4 separate regions of the Homo sapiens genome follow, and all the other regions are linked to region 1. A link is a loop called in an ENCODE intact Hi-C map of the cell type or tissue named here. Cell type or tissue: MCF 10A. All regions are shown on one strand. Region 1 overlaps FNDC3B (fibronectin type III domain containing 3B). Region 2 overlaps FNDC3B (fibronectin type III domain containing 3B). Region 3 overlaps FNDC3B (fibronectin type III domain containing 3B). Region 4 overlaps FNDC3B (fibronectin type III domain containing 3B).

Region 1 (5,000 bases):
CCAGCCTAGGTGACAGAGCAAGACTCCATCTCAAAAACAACCACCACCACCACAAAAACTATAGTTAAAAACCACCATGTACAAGGCTAACACTATTTTAAAAATCACCATATAATTTCTAGAAATTGACAGGATGTCAGTGTCACATTCATCCTACAGTTATCGGAACAAGCCCTGTTCCTCCCTGGCTTGAAACTGTCAAGCATACTGTTTCCTCTGTCTGTGATACTCTTCCTGTACTCCTTCATCTTAGCTTACCACCTACCTTCCTCCATCCTCAACCAACGTCTATTCATCCTTCTCAGCTTGTGATAACAGTGTTTTGACTCCCAGGACAGGTCAAGTCCCCCACTATGTGTTCTAAATCAAACAAAAATACCCGCTCTACTACTTCTTCCTAGAATTTACAACTGCAATCAATTAACTAAGCAATTATGTTAGTGTCTGCCTTTCCTTCTTTAATCTAGGCATGATAAGGATAACATCCAGCTATCTAGCCCCATGCCTGGCATAGAATAAGTTATGTGCTCAATAACTACTTTCACTGAATGAATGAAAGTCATAAAACATTAAAAAAAAAACTATTGCAAATAATTATCTCAGCTTAGAAATTAAGCTTTCATAAGATGCAATTTAAAAGTCAACTTTATTTACTGTATACACTATAATTTGTTTTGTAAAACTTTTGAAATCAAAACCATTTCATCTTTAAATACTCAATCTTTAATATCCATGTATTTTGCCTCTTCTAATAATTCATCCAGATGATACTGCTGGAATACTAAATTTTTTTAAATCAGAAAATACATTACCTGGAAAAAACAGGATCATTCAGGGAAACTCAGACTAAGCTTCACCCTTGGTGCTTCTCATTATCTTGAATTATGACAGTTATTTCAAGGCAATTTATTTTTCCTATATAATAACTGTAGATAATCTTTGAGTTTTCAGTATTTAAATTATCACCAATGTAAGCACACTGTACTGTTTCAAAAACTCAAAAGGAAATTCCTTCAAGATCTCTAGAATGATTAAAATATTTGGTTTTTTTTTTTTTTTCTTGAGACGGAGTTTCGCTCTTGTTGCCCAGGATGGAGTGCAATGGCGCGATCTCAGCTCACTGCAACCTCCGCCTCCCAGGTTCAAGCAATTCGCCTGCCTCAGCCTCCCCAGTAGCTGGGATTACAGGCCTGCACCACCACGCCTGGCTAATTTTGTATTTTTAGTAGAGATGGGGTTTCTCCATGTTGAAGCTGGTCTCGAACTCCTGACCTCAGGTGATCCGTCCGTCTCGGCCTCCCAAAGTGCTGGGATTACAGGCGTGAGCCACTGCGCCGGGCCAAATATTTGTTTTCTTGAAAAGGAGCTTTTAAAGTCATTTCTTTAACATGAAAATCATTTATTTTTACATAAATATACAATATAAAAACTACAATGGAAGAAAATCACACTTCAATACAGACAATTATCCATGTCTTTTTAAAGGTCCTTAGACCAATTCTAGCATCACTGTAATAAAGCAAAAACCATTTGCTTTGTGTTTAAAGCTCTAGGGATAGAACTGTAATATATGCCCATGGAATTAATTAGCTGGGGGAGGGGGGAACCAATGGATGCCAAGACTCTATGTCCTAGATTTTCTCTGACAATCCCAAATTCATATACTCTCTTCTACCACGCTCATAATTGTCAGACAATGTGCCCTGAATACCGGTTCAGAAAATACAATTCACCAGTATTACGGAAAGTCCCAGGCAAGAAAACGGATTTCTGAATTGGGACATGTCCGGACTGTCGTCACATTATCTGCTTATCATATTGCACAAAAAGTGTCTGTAACAGTTCCTCAGTGGTCACTGACACCAGGCCAAACTTCAAAGAACGACGCAGAGGCATCCAGCCTCTAAGGTCCACTTATACCTTCCCCCCCTGCTTACTGAGTTCAATTCCTGACCCCCATCCCACTTCTTCAGGGAGAAAGATGATAGGTAACGGGCTTTTAAGCATCCGACGAAAATACCTCCCTTCAAATGTTTAGTTCATGTAATTTTCACTGCTGCTGAGTAGCCATAGCAACCAGATTATAATCTACCAAGTTACCTCAGAAACCAGGCAAGTCTCCTGTGTCCCAATATCAATTTTTCTCAGTAGAGCAGAAGTCATTATTTAAACAAACCATATTCATCTTGGCACTGAGGTATTTTAAAAGAAAGCATTTTATTATACTGAGGGAGGCTGACCACCTAGCTGTTTTCATTGTCAATAAAGCAGAGATAAAAATAAGTTTGACACACACCAGCCCAATGACCGGTCCTGACAGCAGACATGAATGAGCTGGCGGCAAAAGGTCTTGCATCACGCAGCCCCGAGGAGCATGAGTCACAACCTGGCCAACTCCCGGCACTTAACCTTTCCTATCATACAAGTTGGGCAATTTCTCTCTCTCCCCCTCCCTCCCTCCCTCTCCCCAACCACAAAGCAGAAATATAATAACTGCTACAAGTCCTCCTTAATATAAAATGCGATACAGAACATCGCTGTCCAAACCACATCATTTTTTGTCTACTCACTAAGCATTTCCTACTTTTCCAAAGTCAGCATTAAACTGATTCATACTGCACCATGTCTTCAGAGGAAGAAAAAAAAGACAAAGATTTTAACTAGATATTTTTTTTCTCCAGAGATCTTAAGAAGAACCATGCTAATCAAATCATGGGAGCATCCTCTAAGCTACTATTGCTTCATCAGATCTGTTTCAAAACCGTTAGTGTTACATGAACCAAGAAGCTGGAAATAAACAGAAGGCAGTTTATCAAAGTTTAATGAAAAATAAGTGACCACTCTTCCAAAGTCCAGAGAAACAATAAAACAAGAGTTGCAATTAATACAATTGAGTAAACACAGCATCATGGGAATTCTTTGTCTAACAGGAGAACTGAAAGAAGGTGTAATATCTTTCCTTTACAGGTATAAATCTAAACCTAACTCTGTTTTATACTCATTAAAAGAGGAAAAGGGAGGCTACTTTTGCAATTTAAACCTTGGGTGGCTGATTAACCAGGTGCCAATAGTATCTAAGACTACTCCTGGAGGCAAATGTCTAATTTATGCCTCAAATAAAAAAATTACCAGTCACTCAAATAAGCAATCAGGGTAATGGATCAGTCCATCAAAAAAGCTTCTGGCCAGGTACAGAGGCTCATGCCTGTAATTCCAGTGCTTTGGGAGGCTGAGACGGGGAGAATCACTTGAGACCAGGAGTTCCAGACCAACCCCAGCAACATAGTGAGACTCCATATCTACAAAAATAATTGTAAAAATTAGCCGGACATGGTGGTGCATTCCTGTAGTTCTAGCAACTCAGGAGGGTGAGGCAGGAGGATCGCGTGAGCCCAGGAGGTCGAGGCTGTAGCAAACCGTGACGGTGCCAACTGCACTCCAGCCCGGACAACAGAGCAAGACTGTCTCCCAAAAAAAAGCTCCTCCTGGGAGAAGAGTACCAACTGACCAAAGACAAAATAGTACACTTGCAGCATTTTTAAGCGTTAAATCCAACCCTCAGACAATCAAGATATAAACCATACCAGAGAGGAGATCCCATTTCACTTCTAGAGTTTTTTCCACTGGCCACACTTTGTGTAGCTTGTTTTCATGTATAAATGAATACTTCTCCCTTGGAGCCCACATTTATGATTATCCAACAGGTATCTTTAAGGGGGAAAATGATACAATCTAAAAGCTGCAGAGGAGTTCCACGCAACTAAGGATTCTAGCCAGGAATACCTAATAACTTCAAAAGTGACCTTTGACTACATGAGAAGAGTACTACCACCTATTCCTCATGCTACTATTTTCTGGTCACACATACTCCCAACTCCCCACTCCCCAGCCCCACCCCCAAGATTCCCAATCTCCAAGCTCTTCCCAGGCCCCCATACCCAAACTGTTCATCCACACACACCTTTGAGACCCCAGTCTGTGTGCCATAGAACACAGCTGGCCTCAGGCAAAACTGAAAAGTAAGCAGTATTTGTGTTTTGAGCCCCCTCTTTTCTCCAAATCAGGAAAAGGGAAGCGATGGGGTGCGAATGCCAAATATTTATCTTTGTGGTAATAACACATGCAAAGAAAATGTCCCAGGATTAAAAACATAAGCAAGTAAACTAGAAAGATCCTGGAAGAAGATGTGAATGTGTCCATTGCCTCATTTTGCTCACTGCCCTACCTGAAGCCTGAATCCAAAGCTGATTGAAAAATAATATACAATAACAGGAAGCCTCCAAGGGGACCTAAGCAAACACTGGGAACTCAAGGTCCAAGGGTACACATTGTAGGTGAAGCTCCCCTTGCTCAACACAACCCGTAGGATACATGGCAAATATGTTTTCCTGGGCTTTAGGACTCTTACTATGCAAAATAAGGAGCAAGAATATCCACTACTCCAAAAGTTTTAATACTGTTTTCTTCAAAGAATAGAAGGTTCAAAAGCTGTATCCTCGGCCGGGTGTGGTGGCTCACGCCTATAATCCCAGCACTTTGGGAAGCTGAGGCAGATGGATCACTTGACATCAGGAGTTAGAGACCAGCCTGACCAACACCCTGTCTCTACTAAAAATACAAAAATTAGCCGGGGGTAATGGTGGGTGCCTGTAGTCTCAGCTACTCTGGAGGCTGAGGCATGAGAATCGCTTGAACTCGGGAGGCAGCAGTTGCCATGGCACTCCAGCCTGGGCAACACAGTGAGACTGTCTCAAAATAATAATAAATAAAACTTAAAAATAAAAATGTGCTGTTCTTTGTTTAAAAAAAAGCTGTATCCTCAATATCACATGTGTCTGTAAGATTAATTTGGCATGATGCAGGGTACTTTATCAACTCCTTTTTCCAGGTTTTTTTTCTACAATGATTAAGAAACAGCTACTACTTATTGAATCCCTGTCATCTGCCAGGTAGATAGTAACTAGATTTTACAAGTGGGGAAACTGAGGCTTGAAGAAGAC
Region 2 (5,000 bases), 110 kb before region 1:
AAGTACTTTTCCAGGGCTAGGCTTCTAGATATGCTGACAACATTCTTCCCCTTTCCTGCTTTAACATGCACAGTTCCATCATCATCAGGGCTTTAGGAAACAAAGGTGGCATTAACGTCAGAAGCCGTAAGTGTGCCCTAAGATTACTTAATCTAGGACTGAGGATATGGATGAAATGAGGGATTCTGACCAAAGAAAAACTTAAGTAACCCCAAATCAGTATGGACACTTTTGCTCCCAAGATGTCCTCATGATGAGTGTTGTGAAAGAAGATGCTTGGAAAAGCAACCTGCTATGAGAAAAGCAAGCCAATCAACACTCTATCCATTCTTTTTCCAATTCTTTGTTCATTATTTATTTTTAGAAATGGGATTTCACTCTGTTGCCCAGGCTGAAGTGCAGTGGCTACACGCAGGTGTGATCATCATACACTACAGCCTTGAACTGGCCTCAAGTCATCTTCCTGCCTCAGCCTCCAAAGTAGCTGGGACTACAGGCATGCACGACCGTGCCCAGCTCCTCTGAATGTTTTCTAATTCATCCAAGTAGAGCAACGAAGGCAGCACAATGCCAATATTTATTGCCTCTGTGGCCAGCGTCACACTACCAGCTCCTATGAGCAAACAACTTTGGTGAAACACAATGAAAGAAATAACTAACACAACAGATACCATGATGAAAAGGTAAAGTTGTAGGGTACAGAGAATGATAACGTGAGATGGGAGAATCAGGAAAGGCTTCAGGGACCTCAAACAATTGGCAGGGCTGGGACAGCTGAGAGATGGCCTCTAGGTCAGGGCCCTGCAAGGAAGTGGACACGGAGTAAACCTGGCAGTGAGGGCCAGGCTGCCAAGAAGCCATGCCAGCTGATCTAATCAAATGCACGATCGGGCACACACTCTGACAGGAAGTTTTGTTTTACAAAAAAAAAAAAATCTAAAAACCGCACAAAACTGACCTTCTATATTGAAATGGATTTCTCATTATACCTCAGGAGGTTAATTATAGGACAAAATAAAATGACTTAATCATGTCTAAAACATCTTAATAACAACAAAAAACTATACTTAGCTTCATATTTTAAAAGTAGTGCTTAAGACAGATTGGCAAGTCTATCAATGTTTATGTTATATTTCAGTGTACAAAATAGGTTTAGATTGAATGAACGGCCATTAATCCTTATGTTAAAAAAACAGAAATCTTTACATTCATTAATAAATCTATCAAAATAAATGTTTCTACTGTGTTAATAGTTCATAAATAAGATAATATTACCTATTTAAAATTAAGATTCCTAGTGAGATGCCTAGGACACAGCTTTTCATGTGATCTTTAATAAATATAATCTCTTCTGGGCCTTGGCAAGCTAATCACACTAACCCCATTTATGAATGCATGGAAGCTAATTTACAAGTGTATGTGAAGTGGGTGCTTAAACCATGACATTGGAAATTCTCATGCATGTATTGATAATTATCATCAAAGCTTCTTCTATTTTGTCTAAAACATAGAGCTGCATGCTGTTTGGTAGCACATGTATATAAATAGCACATGTAGTATAAATACATCATGATTTTTTTCCTACGATCTGACACAAACATGCATTATCCTACAGTGTCTTATTTCCCTCCTCACCCTCTACTAGCTATTAAGAAAAAAAAAAGGCATATTCCAGATGTTTCTCTTTCATGGAACCTTCATTCAATCCTGGAAGGACCACAGAAGTAAAGTACTTGTTTTCTAGAGGTTTACAATCTTTATTCTTTCATTCAGTGTAAAACTTCCAAAAGTCAACCAGCAACATAGACAACTGATGAAGTAGAACAAGAACAGGGCTCTCACTAAATATTAAGAGGCACGCTTTGGACTTTTAAACAAGACTATTTATAACGAAAAAATTTATTTGATCATTTTATCATATAACTTTGGACCTGTTAACAAAGTGGTTTTAAAAAAAAATTATCAAAAAGCACTAACTTTTTGAAGTTTTTTTTGAAGTAGCTTTTTGAAACCACAAATTGCCTGTACATATAAAAATTGCTTGACAGCTCCATTTTAAAGTATCTTATTCTGTGGGATTTGTAAAAGGTTTTTATTTACATGTGCATGCATAATGAAACCCTTTTAGAAACCTGTTCTTGACAAACCCAAGCCTGTCTTATCATTAAAAAGATTTATTTTAAAAAAGTGAAATATTGGCCAGGCGCAGTGGCTCACGCCTGTAATCCCAGTACTTTGGGAGGCCGAGGCAGGTGGACTGTCTGAGGTCAGAAGTTCAAGACCAGTCTGGCCAACATGGTGAAACCCCATCTCTGCTAAAAATACAAAAAATTAGCAGGGTGTGGCAGCGTGGACCTGTAGTCCCAGCTACTCAGGAGGCTGAAGCAGGGGAATTGCTTGAACCCAGGAGGTGGAGGCTGCAGTGAGCCAAGATCGCACCACTGCACTCCAGCCTGGGTGACAGACGGAGACGCCGACTCAAAAAAAAAAAAAAAAAAAAAAAAAGGTGAAATATTAATTCTGAAATAGTAGAAATATAAAAAATATGTGAATATTTTTACCATTTTTCTATAACATAAATTGCAACATATTTTAGTTATCCAATTCAGCTTTGATCTACATCTAAGGAAATTATGCCTAAGTCTCCCCCAAAATAAGAAAATCTGAGGAGCAATAACAATGCACAAAATAATTGGCAACTAAGGAAACGGTGGCAGTAACATTCTTTAATAAAGATGGCTCATAAATAAATATATTACTGTAGTCGAATTTAGACATCAGACAGAATTCAGTCCAAAACACCTGAGGCAAAAAAAATATGCCTTCATTCTTGGTAGACGACTAAGGAAAAGACAAATTCATTTCCTTTTGTGGTGTAGGAAATTGTGAGAATGTCCAGAGGCAGATGAATCACCTGTATTCAATTCAACTATTATTTCCTGACACATACTATGTGCTAAGGACTGGATATTCAAAGGGGAGAAAAAATAAGTGCTCAACAGTAAGACTCATCCACACAGCCTAAGAATATAAAGAGAAAAATTAGACTAAGTCCTAGTAAGTGCTGTTAAGAAAGCAGAAGTGTGGTGATTTCAGAAATCAGAATAAATATTCTTCATCTAAATTTTTTCCAGCTCTATGACCCAACAGAACTGTCACTCACATATCCTCTCCAGAGAAGCATAGAGCCTTGGAAAAGATCATTATGCCGGGTTCTCAGACTGTCACCTATCATGGGCTGACTTATGTGTCCCCAAATTCAAATGTTGACGTTCTGATGCTCACTACCTTCAGAATGTGACTGTATTTAGAAACAGGGCATTTTAAGTAGACAATTAAGGTGAAATGAGGTCATATAGGTAGACTCTAATCCAACAGTATCTATATAAGAGGAGATTTACAAGACACATGCACAAAGGGAACATCACGTGAAGACACCAAAGGAAGATGGCTGATATGGTTTGGCTGTATCCCCACCCAAATCTCATCTTGACTTCCCACATGTTGTGGGAGGGAGTGGGTGGGAGGTAATTGAATCATGAAGGCAAGTCTTTCCCGTGCTGTTCTCATGATGGTGATTTAAGTGTCACGAGATCTGATGGTTTTAAAAACAGGAGTCTCCCTGCACAACCTCTTTTTTTGCCTGCTGCCATCCATGTAAGATGTGACTTGGTCCTCCTTGCCTTCCACCATGATTGTGAGGCTTCCTCACCCACATGAAACTGTAAGTCCAATTAAACCTCTTTCCTTTGTAAATTGCCCAGTCTCAGGTATGTCTTTATCAGCAGCATGAAAACAGACTAATACAGTAAATTGGTCCAAGAAGAGTGGCACATTGCTGAAAAGTTACCCGAAAATGTGGAAGCAACTTTGAAACTGGGTAACAGGCAAAGGTTGGAGCAATTTGGAGGGCTCAGAAGAAGGCAGGAAAATGTGGGAAAGTCTGGAACTCCCTAGAGACTTGAATGGCTTTGACTAAAATGCTGATAATGATATGAACAATAAGGCCCAGGCTGAGATGGTCTCAGATAGAGATGAGGAACTTGTGGAGCAAAGGTGGTTCTTCTTATGTTTTAGCAAAGGGAGTGGCAGCATTCTGTCTCTGCCCTAGAGATTTGTGGGACTTTGAACTTGAAAGAGATGATTTAGGGTATCCGGCAGAAGAAATCTCTAAGCAGCAGAGCCTTCAAGAGGTGACCTGGGTGCTGTTAAAGGCATTAAGTTTTATAAGGGAAGCGGAGCATAAAACTTTGGAAAATTTGCAGCCTGACAATATAATAGAAAAGAAAATCCCATTTTCTGAGGAGAAATTCAAGCCCACTGCAGAAATTTGCTTAAGTAACAAAGAGCTGAATGTTAATCCGCAAGACAATGGGGAAAATGTCTCCAGGGTATGTCAGAGGTCTTCATGGCAGCCCCTCTCATCACAGGCCCTGAGGCCTAGGAGGATAAAATGGTTGTGTGGGCCAGGCCCAGAGTCCCCATGCTGTGTGCAATCTAAGGACTTGGTGCCCTGCATCCCAGCCACTCCAGTCATGACTGAAAGGGGCCAAGGTACAGCTCAGGCTGTGGCTTCAAAGGGTGCAAGTCCCAAGCTATGGTAGCTTCCATGTGGCGTTGAGCCTGCGGGTGCACAGAAGTCAAGAATTGAGGTTTGGGAACCTCCGCCTAGACTTCAGAGGCTGTATGGAAATGCCTGGATGTCCAGGCAGAAGTTTGCTGCAGAGTGGGGCTGTCATCGAGAACCTCTGCTAGGGTAGGGCAGAAGGGAAATGTGGGGTCAGAGCCACCATACAAAGTCCCTACTGGGGCACTGCCTAGAGGGCTACCATCCTCCAGATCCCAGAATGGTAGATCCACCAACAGCTTGCATCACATGCCTGGAAAATCTGCACTCAATACCAGCCTGTGAAAGCAGTCAGGAGTGAGGCTGTACCCTGCAAAGCCACAGGGGCAGAGCTGCCCAAGACTATGGGAACCCACCTCTTGCCTCAGTGTGA
Region 3 (5,000 bases), 92 kb before region 1:
GCTAACACATTGGCAATAATTTAAAGCAAAAGAAGAGAATGGCATAAAAATCGATCATTGCATGACCCCATTTAATTCTTAAGTATAATTTAAACGAATACATCCACCAATCGCTGAAGGCTTTGGTTTCCAAATCCATTTTTCTTGTCAGCCTCAGCATTTTTGACACAGCCAACGAGAGAGTTGTGTATTTACTTAATATTTGTATTTGAATTGACTCATTAAAAATAAATCATAAACAATGATGTCTGCCCCATCCTGAGCAGTATCTGTGAAATTCAAGGGCTGATGTACACAGCTCAATGGAGCAGATGTTAAGAGTGTGATCTGCCTGGTTTTATTCCCCAGCTCACTATTCACACTGGTTGCGTGACCTTGAACAATTCACTTAGCCTTTCTGAACCTTACTTCCTAATAGTCATAAGTGAGAATAACAATTCTTACTTCATATGGTCAGGTTTAAAGATGAAATTCATTACACGCAAAAGCGCTTAGAGCAGTGCATGGCACAATAATCACTCATCAAAATGTTACTAGTTATCATTATTCTTTACAATGCTTTTTATAATTTTATAGATAGTTTTGGTTGCTTTTTAAATTTTTTTTTGTTACTATTACAAGTAGTAAAGCTTTTTAATATTCCACACCCATGCAACATAAAATCAACAAGTATACACTTGGTACAACATTGACTTAGGGAACAATCCTTCCTCATTAGGTAAAAATAAAATGTTTCACAGTACAGAGTGTGAACAGAGGTGCTACCATCTCAATAAAGTATTGCTTTTTAATCACCAAAACGTATACCATGCAAATAGTCTCTTAACCCCAGGCATGACCCCTAAAACTGTTAAAGTCATTTGTGTAAAATGCTTTAAAGAATGTAGGACAAGCATGTGATTTACAGCTAGAAAAGGTTTTCTTCACAGTCTTGATTTCAAGAGTAGCCAAATGACTTTAACATGCTTGTTCCCCCTTTTGTCACTGTCATCAAAACTATTTCAAAGGACATTTAAAAATATGCACTAATAGTTTCCAAAACTCCACCTTGCCTTAGAACCCCAAGTTCCTCTCCTTTCTGAAATAAACCATTGCATCTATAGGCAATTTGGAGTTTAAAAGCTAGCAAAATAAAATCTCATTCACCATAGTGGTACGAAAAGAAGTTATTGTCTTCCTAAACATTTATTTCCCAATCTGTGAGTTTACTATCTCTGCTGAACTGTGTTTGAGAATGCCCAATATTATTGTAATCTTTCCCTAATTAAAACACTAATTTCTCTTCGTAAAGTTCCTAAAAGTCTGCTAGCAATTGTTAATGAATTGAATTTTCATTTACTTAAACCTTGAACCAGAAAGGTTGGAGAGCCGCTTTATTATTCAATCAATGGTAATTAATGCAATGATTGTATGACAGTATTCACACATCAAAGAGACAAAAGGAAAGACCAGCAACATTGTATTCTTAGGACCACACAAGCTCTTGGAGAGCTCCTGAGCCTCCACCAAGGCTGCAAGATCATTCTGCCTCATCCTCTGTTTCTTCCCTGCTACCAGGGATCCCCAAGAGCAGGGGCGCCCAATCCCCAGGCCACGGACCACTATTGGTTTGTGGCCAGTTAGGAAATGGGCTGCACAGCAGGAGATGAACAGTGGGCAAGCGAGCATTACTGCCTGAGCTCTGCCTCCTGTCAGATCGGCAGCGGCATTAGATTCCTAATCAGCAGCGAACCCTATCGTGAAGAGGGATCTAGGCTGTGTGCTCCTTATGAGAATCTAACTAATGCCTGATGATCTGAGGTGGAACAGTTTCATTCTGAAACAGCCCCCCTCACCCCCAATCCGTGGAAAAATTGTCTTCCACAAAAACGGTCCCTGGTGCCAAAAAGGTTGGGAACTGCTGACCTAGAGCTCACACATCTCAGATGCTATCTTCACAACATTCACCCATTCTGGGAGCAGACAGAACCAGACTGATTAGGTGAATTACAAATAAAGTTTGGAAGTCTGAAATGGTGGAAACTGGGAATCCAGGGTACAAATCATCATTTAAACAAGTCTTAGAAAAAGATCAGCTATAAACTAATCAATTATACTATAATTTCAGGCACTTTTAAATGGTATTTTTATCATCTGAGTATTCATGTGCTTGTCTATAATCTGATAATGAATTCATAGAATTATTGTGCTTGTCTATAAACTGGTACTTGTGTGTCTAAACGGCTATTTTTCAACAATAGCCATTAGCTGCAATAGATCACATTTTTTCCTAATTGATTTAAATATCATCTTGCTCAAAAAGGATGTAAAGGAGTTGACATCACAACATAGCAAGATGAAAATAAGGCAAAGATGAAATAATGATGTGATAAAATCTAATTTATCCTATAAAAGTGACCCTTCAGTCTTTTTAAATAGCTGAGGAACAGAAATTCTTGCTGGCAGAAGTAGCCATAAGGCCACAGCTAGTAGGTAAACAGATAATAATGGTGAAAGTAATTATCAGAACAAATGGTCTAAATACAAGTACATTTAAGCTGTTTGCAATGGGTCTAAGACTGCATACAAAATGTGAGGTCTTCTGATGAATCTCATAAATGTCTAATGATGAATCTGCAATCATTCATGGTGACTCAAGACTCTTACACAAGCTAAGAGATAATGTAGGCACTTTGGTTAGCCTTGACATTCTTTTTTTTTTTTAAATTATTCAACACTGATTAATCCCACAAGGGAACTAAAAGGAAGACAAAGAAAATAAAGCACAGATGCTAACTTTAAAGAAATTCGAACTCTGCTGCAGTGGTTCTTCAACTTCAGTGTGCATCCACATCATCTAGAGCGTTTCTTAAAATACAAATTGCTAGGCCCCACTTCGCACAGTGTCAGAATCAGAAAGTTCAGAGGGAACCTCCAAGAATGAGTATTTCTAACAAGGTCCCAGGTGGTATGGATGCTGCTGTCTAGGGACCATGCTTTGATAAGCTCTGACTTCATGAGACAGAAGACTATAAGAACCAGACTTTCCACCAACATCAGGAACTAGACAAGGATGTCCACTTTCATCACTGAGATTCAACATTGTACTGGAAGTTCTAGCCAGAACAATTAGGCAAGAAAAAGAAAGGCATCCAAATTGGAAGAAGTAAAACTTATCTACTCACATATGACATATCCCAACGTATAGAAAATCTCAAAGATCCCACAAAAAAAATTACTAGAGCTAGCACACTAATTCAGTAAACCTGCAAGGTATAATATCTGCACAAAAAAAGCCAATTGTGTTTCTACACACCAGGAATGAACAATCAGAAAATTAAGAAAACAATTCCAATCATAACAGCATCCAAAAGAATAAAATACCTGGTGATAAATTTAATCAATGGAGTGAATGGTCTATATACTGAAACTACAAAACACTGCTAAATAGTAGCATGAAAAAGAAGATTTATTTATTTTTTTTTAATAGAGCCAGAGTCTCACTATATTGCCCAGGCTGATCTCAAACTCCTGGGGCTCAAGTGATATTCCTCGGCCTCCAAAGTACTGGGATTACAGGCATGAGCCACCACACCCAGCCATGGAAGATTTATTATTAAGCTAGCAATAATACTCAAAGTGATCTAGAGTCAATGTAATCCTATCAAAATTCCAGGGACTCCAAATAGACAAAAAGAATGAACTTGGACCCCTATCTCATATCATATACAAAAATCAACTCAAAATGGATCATAGACCTACTTATAGAAGCTTAAAAAAAATAAAACTCTTAGAAGAAAACAGAAGTAAATCTTCATGACACTGCATTTGGCAACAGATCTATAGACACCAAAAGTACAAGCAACAAAAGACAGATAAAATGAACTTCATCAAAATTAGAAACTTTTGTGCATCAAAAGACATAACTAGGAAAATGAAAACACATCCTATAGAATGGGAAAAATATTTACAAATCATATTTGATAAGGGACTTGTATCCAGAATATATGAAGAACTCTCACAACTCAACAAAAAGACAAACAACCCTACTTAAAAATGGCTAAAGGAATTGAATAGACATTTCTCCAAAGATAATATGTAAATAGCCAACACACAAACACATGCACACACATAAGAAGATGCTCAACATCATCAGTCATGAGGAAAATACAAATCAAAACCATGATGAGATACCACTTCACACACACTAGGATGGCTATTAAAAGACACACACACACACACACAGAAAATAACAAGTGTTGACAAAGTTGTGGAGAAATTGGAAACTTGTACACTGCTGGTAGGAAGTAAACAGAAACTGTGGAAAACTGTACCACTTCCTCAAAGTTAAATGTAAAATTACCTTATGACCCACCAATTCCACTTTTACTTGTATTAGGTTGGTGCAAAAGTAACTGTGTTTTTTGCCATTGAAAGTAATATATCCAAGAGAATTGCAAACACATAAACAAACACATCTACAGGCATGTTCACAGCAGCCTGTACATGTGTTCATGTTCACAATACTCAAAAGATAGAAAGAGCTGAAATGTCCATCAGGAGAAGGATGGATAAAATGTGTACAAACCATAGAATACTACTCCACCATAAAAAGGAATGAAGCACTAATACAAGCTACAATGCTGATAAAGCTTGAAAGCATTAGGATCAGACCCAAAAGATCACCCATATTGTGTGATTCCACTTACACGAAATATTCAGAATAAATAAATCTACAGAAACAGAACTCAGATTGGTGGTTGCCAAAGGCTGAGGCAGGAGGGTGGGTGGAAGGTTTGCAGGACTGAGGAGCATCCGCTCAATGGGTACAGCTTTTTGGGGTGATGAAAAACGTTTTGGAAACAGAGGTAGTGGTTGCATAACATTGTGAATAGGTGTATTTACTTAATGAGTTAATTTTATGTTTTATGCATTTCACCTTAACAAAAAAAGAATTGAAAAATTATGCAAATAACCAAAGAAAGATAAGGTAGTAAAACTGGGGTTACTAACAAGCTACA
Region 4 (5,000 bases), 180 kb before region 1:
AGTTCAGATTCTAAGCCAGTTTAAACTTTGCTTCTGTCCAAGTAACACACTCAATGCTGGCCACTGGCTATGAGAATGCAGCTGCCCACCTAAGAGGGATCAACTGAGGCCCATGCTTTGCTGCTAACCACTACTCTCAATTGCTTTCATCAGCTCCCTAGACCAACCTGACTCTCTGGGCCAGAAATGAAAAGATAAAATATTTCTTCACTAATAATGGATCTTCCTAGCCATTTTCTTTCTTTCACACATTACTATTCTCCCCCCAAACCCTAAATCTTTATCTCTACCTCCATCTATTTTACATTTTAAATTATATTTTAAAATATTGATGTAGAGAAATAACTGCTATAGAGATTGATAACAATCTACTGTTTTCTCACAAACACACAACTATGATTAACAAGCTAGTGATGCCTCTTGAGGAAGGGGCAATATGATCTCTCTTTGGTAACAGCTAATTTTAGCCAGTGAATTGTGTTTCATGAAAATATATAATTCAGTCTTTTTTTCTTAAATAATTAGTAATCCTGACTGGTGTATGGCCTAAGTAGTGAAACTTAATGAAGTACTAACATAGTTTAGATCACTAAATGTTCTAGGTTGTTTTATGTATTAAACATTTCAGTATCACCACTGAAATGTGCCAAAAGGGCCATAAAACTACTTTATCTCTGAATCTTTCTTGATAAAAACTTTTTGCTAAAGTCCTCAAATGTTTGTTGAAATGAGCTAGACTATTAGAAAGTGATAAGATGTAGGTATTTTAAGTACCTATATCACTTATACGTGTTGCTTATGACCTGAAGACATTTAGAAAATACTGCTGCAAAAAAAAGCTAAAGCTAGATTTTGCAGTTCCCTCCTCCCACCCCTTTGCCCAACTCTTACAGAAATGACAACTTTTGATATAACAGTTGGTTGCACATACTTACTATGCAGAAAACCAAACATATCACAAGACTGGAGTCGTGCTAAAAAATATTTCAAATGGCTATAGACTGACCTTATATTAACTCGAGACTCTTTCTCTGTTGCCCAGGGTGGAGTGCAGTGGCGTGATCATGGCTCACTGCAGCCTTGAAACTCCTGGGTTCAAGTGATCCCCCCTCCTCAGCCTCCCAGGTAGCTGGGACTAGGAACACGTTGCCACCACACCTGGCTAATTTTTAAATTGAGACGATTCTTGATGCTTTGAGCTACCCACCTTCCACTGCAGGGTTAGTGAACTTTTGCTCCTATGTGCCAGCTTAGGGGGGAAAGGACACTCGGGTGCACAGCTGTGGGTGGTGAAGCTAACAGGCTCGGAGCAGGATCCCTTTACGGAATTGTACATGGCATACACCCTGAAAACAAAACAGACACAGTCAGTGGCAGTGACTCATCATAGAAGACCAGGATTCTTATCTTTGTTTCACCCTAAGGCTTTCTGTAGATGAACAGAATTTCTTACGGAGTGAGTATCATGCTCTTGCTCTTATCTGTTGGTCTTGTCCTGACCTATGGTTAGCATTAACAGGGGACAGTCATCCCAACAGGTATTTGTCTCAGTGTGTGCCACCCAGCTCCATTTCAAGATAGGCAGGATCTACTGACTAGAAGAGATTATTCTAAGTAAGAAAATAAACCTTAACCCCAGAACGATCTCCAAATATATGTTCTAAAACCCCATGAGCTACTCTCTGGTTGACTTTATCTGGAAAAAGGCTAAGAGTTAAGAGCTGGATAAAAAGGCAAAAGAAACAGTAATAAGAGGTCACAGACTGGAGAGAAAGCATAAAAGTACAAACAGGGTAGATACCATCTTTGAACTACATTTAATACTGTACACATTTATGTAAAACTAGGGATGTTTCACAGAGAAGCTAACAAGTGTGACTTTCTCTAATTCCACAAAAACAATGTTCAGGTACAGTTTAATCCACGTGAATATTTAACTCTTATACATGAAGCCAAGATTAAAGATGTTCGGTCTGTACACTAAAATGTTTGGCTCAACACTGCAACATATGTGCTTGATTTCTCCAGAGAAGCCATGAAGAAAAAGCATAGAACATACTATTAATGCCACACTCTTCAAATAGCATAAAATAGGGCTATGCTGATTTTTATCATCTTCCTACTATTCCATTTTTTATACTGGGAATTTATTTTTTCAAAATTGAAAATGTACTCTTAAAAAACAACAACAACAAAGAACACTTTGCTGCCTAAAACAGATGCAAGGATTAAACTATTCACAGAGTTGGCAAATAGATATTGAGCCCTTAATTCTTATAGCCACCCTCTCTGAGGTAGGGAAATCTTATTACCCATTGCAGACAGAAGGAAACACAGAGATGAAGTACATTTCCCAAGGCCACACAGTTAGAAATTTGGATCAATGGTATTTATCCCTGGAAGTCTAACCAGTATATACGGTATTGCCTATTCCCCTTGTTCATCCTGCAATCATGTTCCTCTAAACACCACAATCCACTTCCCTTAGCCCTACCCAATGAACACAAACAACAGGTAAAGATAACAACATTATGGAAGATAGGTCCCAAGTGTGTGTGTGATTTGCAAAGTCATTTCTCCACAAAGTCCATCATGAAAAATTCATAGAGGCCATACGTCAAAGGCACTAATAGATATGTCTACTTTGTACCTCAAAAGATAAAAATACATACATATTACATATTTGATCTATTTGCCTTATGGGAGGACAGCATGAAATTTGATCCAAACAAATAATGCTTATCATTGGGATGCTCTCCACCCAACCCCTGATGAAGGAAAAGGTCCTTTTTGCACGCACTGTAAGTAGGCACGTGATAATATAAAACTAAATGGTAGATCTGGTAAGATCATTTCCCTGTGTCAGGATGGGCTCACTGGGAGTAAGTTACTTTAAATGAATCACAACATGTTCCAGACATGGGCAGGGCTCAAGCCTGAACTTTGATACACAGAATTCTCCAACAGGTGACTCATGGGTTGCATCTGACCCAAGACACATGTGTATGTGTGGTGGCAGTGTGCAAAAACATAATGTTTTGAAGTATTAGAGCCACCTATGAATTAAAAGATACAGGCAATGACCATCACAAAAAGAGACAACCAGACACCATGCATTCCTAATAAAGGACTATGTCACTACCTACAAAACTGTCTTGGCAGAAAAACTGAACCTGTATCTGATTAAACCTCTTCATTGCTTTATGGGAAATATAGAGGACAGGAGAACAATATTAAGCAACACAACACGGATGCAGTCAGCCAAACTCATACTTGTGGAAGACTCTACAGGACAAACAAATTAATCTAACAAACAAGTTGCAAGAAAGAGAAAAAGATAAAGGGAAAAATGAATGGATTAAAATATATTTAAGACATATCAACCAAACCACATATTCACACATTTGAATTCCAATTACAACAAACTAAAGAAACAAAATCTTCATTCTTAGAACTGAGGAAATGGGAACAGTCCCGGGATTGTGAAGACATTTCAGGTGTGTGTGATGATGGTAATATAGTTTATAGGTGAAATAATATGATGTCTGAACCTTACTTCAAAATCATCAGGGCAGGGGAGAGGTAAGTGAGGACAATGAGGTAACAGAAGTTGAGTGATGAGAGTTCATTAAACTACTACTATCTAAACTACTATCTACTTCTGACTATATCTAACATTTTCTGAAATAAAAAAGTAAAAATTAAGCCTTCACTGAAAAATATCTGGAGCGCTCTCATTTTAAAAACCAAACTTCTGGCTTCTCTTAAAAACTCAAGGTTTTAGCAACACTTGGCTTTTTTTTTTTTTTTTTCAGATGAAGTCTCGCTCTGTCGCCTAGGCTGGGGTGCAATGGCATGATCTCAGCTTACTGCAACCTCTGCCTCCCAGGTTCAAGTGAGTCTCCTGCCTCGGCCCCCTGAGTGGCTGGGATTACAGGCACTTGCCATCATGCCTGACTGATTTTTGTATTTTTGTAGAGATGGGGGTTTCACCACGTTGGCCAGGCTGGTCTTGAACACCTGACCTCAGGTGATCCACCCACCTTGGCCTCCCAAAGTGCTGGGATTACAGGCGTGAGCCACTGCACCTGGCCTCACTCGGCCCTCTTTCCTGCCCTGTAGTAATGAGCTAAATCTGTGGGCAGCTCCCCGCTTTAGATGGAGCAGGTGCTGCAGAGTTCGCTAGAGTCCCCATCATTCCTACTGTCTCCACAGCACTGAGACTGCTTTTCAGCTGACCCTTACCCAACCCAGTTTAGCTGTTTAGGTTCTCTGCCTCCACCCAGTAAGTATGTCAGTTTGCAATGACTGGGCATTTGCCTACAAATGCAGAAGTATACCCAGGCAGATCAGGTCCTATATGTTCCCAAAAACAGCCACCGCCAAAAATCCATCTGGATAATAGAGCAGAGGGAGGAAGGCAGGGAAACAGCCTGCAAAGTACTAGCAGGATGCAGTCAGTTGTCTGGGGAAAGGTAAATTTGGTCTCAGTAAATTCTTTGTTCATTTTTAGTGGGATTCTTGGAGGCAGCAATCCATACTTCCTAGGCTGGAGAGTCGTAAGTGATGGAGACTCCTGGTGGCCAGGCTGGGAGGATGGCAGTGAGGATAAAAGTAAAAGAACCTGATGCAGGTTAGAAATTTGAGGTTGTTGAAAACAGACAGTTGTATGGGCCAGATGGAGTTGGCTATTTTTCTTGCCTTTAATCTTAAACAATGTTATGCTAAGGGTCAATGCTTTTCACACATAATATTTTGTCAGCCATTTTGCATGGCAATGTAAGTATGCTGCATATAGTACAAAAATTGGCACCACACTTAAGTATCCCTTGATTACATCTGTCAATTATAGTAGTTCAGTAAATGGACAGCAACTTACTGTTATAGTGACTAGCAACATTTTTACCAATAACTTTTATAGAAAAGAAAAATCTCTGCTAATGATGCTACATTTTAAAAGAATACTGCAATTTTTTTTTTTTCCACATAATGGCAATGAG

What was found. Hi-C counts contacts between places; a loop is a spot of excess contacts. Peaks named below come from ENCODE experiments on the same cell type or tissue, not always from the same donor. Only the 100,000 strongest peaks of a DNase experiment are listed, where the experiment ranks them.
Region 2: a loop joins it to region 1, with 10 times the contacts of the local background. A loop is called at or near these places in 3 of 110 quality-filtered maps.
Region 3: it touches region 1 in a loop (2.7-fold over the local background); 3 of 110 quality-filtered maps call a loop at or near these places.
Region 4: it touches region 1 in a loop (2.0-fold over the local background); 8 of 110 quality-filtered maps call a loop at or near these places.

Annotation. Positions count from the first base shown.
Region 1 is chr3:172,127,456-172,132,455 of GRCh38, reverse strand. All of the region lies in intron 2 of FNDC3B (fibronectin type III domain containing 3B), which reads right to left. Among named protein-coding and RNA genes, the nearest start is that of FNDC3B, 90 kb to the right of the region's middle. In MCF 10A, no CTCF peak of the experiment used is centred here; DNase peaks (open chromatin) are centred at 1,875 and 2,365.
Region 2 is chr3:172,242,123-172,247,122 of GRCh38, reverse strand. All of the region lies in intron 4 of FNDC3B (fibronectin type III domain containing 3B), which reads right to left. Among named protein-coding and RNA genes, the nearest start is that of GHSR, 200 kb to the left of the region's middle. In MCF 10A, no CTCF peak of the experiment used is centred here; a DNase peak (open chromatin) is centred at 2,852.
Region 3 is chr3:172,219,392-172,224,391 of GRCh38, reverse strand. The region is part of intron 3 of FNDC3B (fibronectin type III domain containing 3B); the gene reads right to left. Among named protein-coding and RNA genes, the nearest start is that of FNDC3B, 180 kb to the right of the region's middle. RefSeq lists a silencer at 279-573 and an enhancer at 1,116-1,619. In MCF 10A, no CTCF peak of the experiment used is centred here; no DNase peak of the experiment used is centred here.
Region 4 is chr3:172,303,709-172,308,708 of GRCh38, reverse strand. It overlaps FNDC3B (fibronectin type III domain containing 3B), which reads right to left. Exons shown (of 26, transcript NM_022763.4): 10 at 1,208-1,346. Among named protein-coding and RNA genes, the nearest start is that of GHSR, 140 kb to the left of the region's middle. RefSeq lists an enhancer at 2,836-3,130. In MCF 10A, no CTCF peak of the experiment used is centred here; a DNase peak (open chromatin) is centred at 2,958.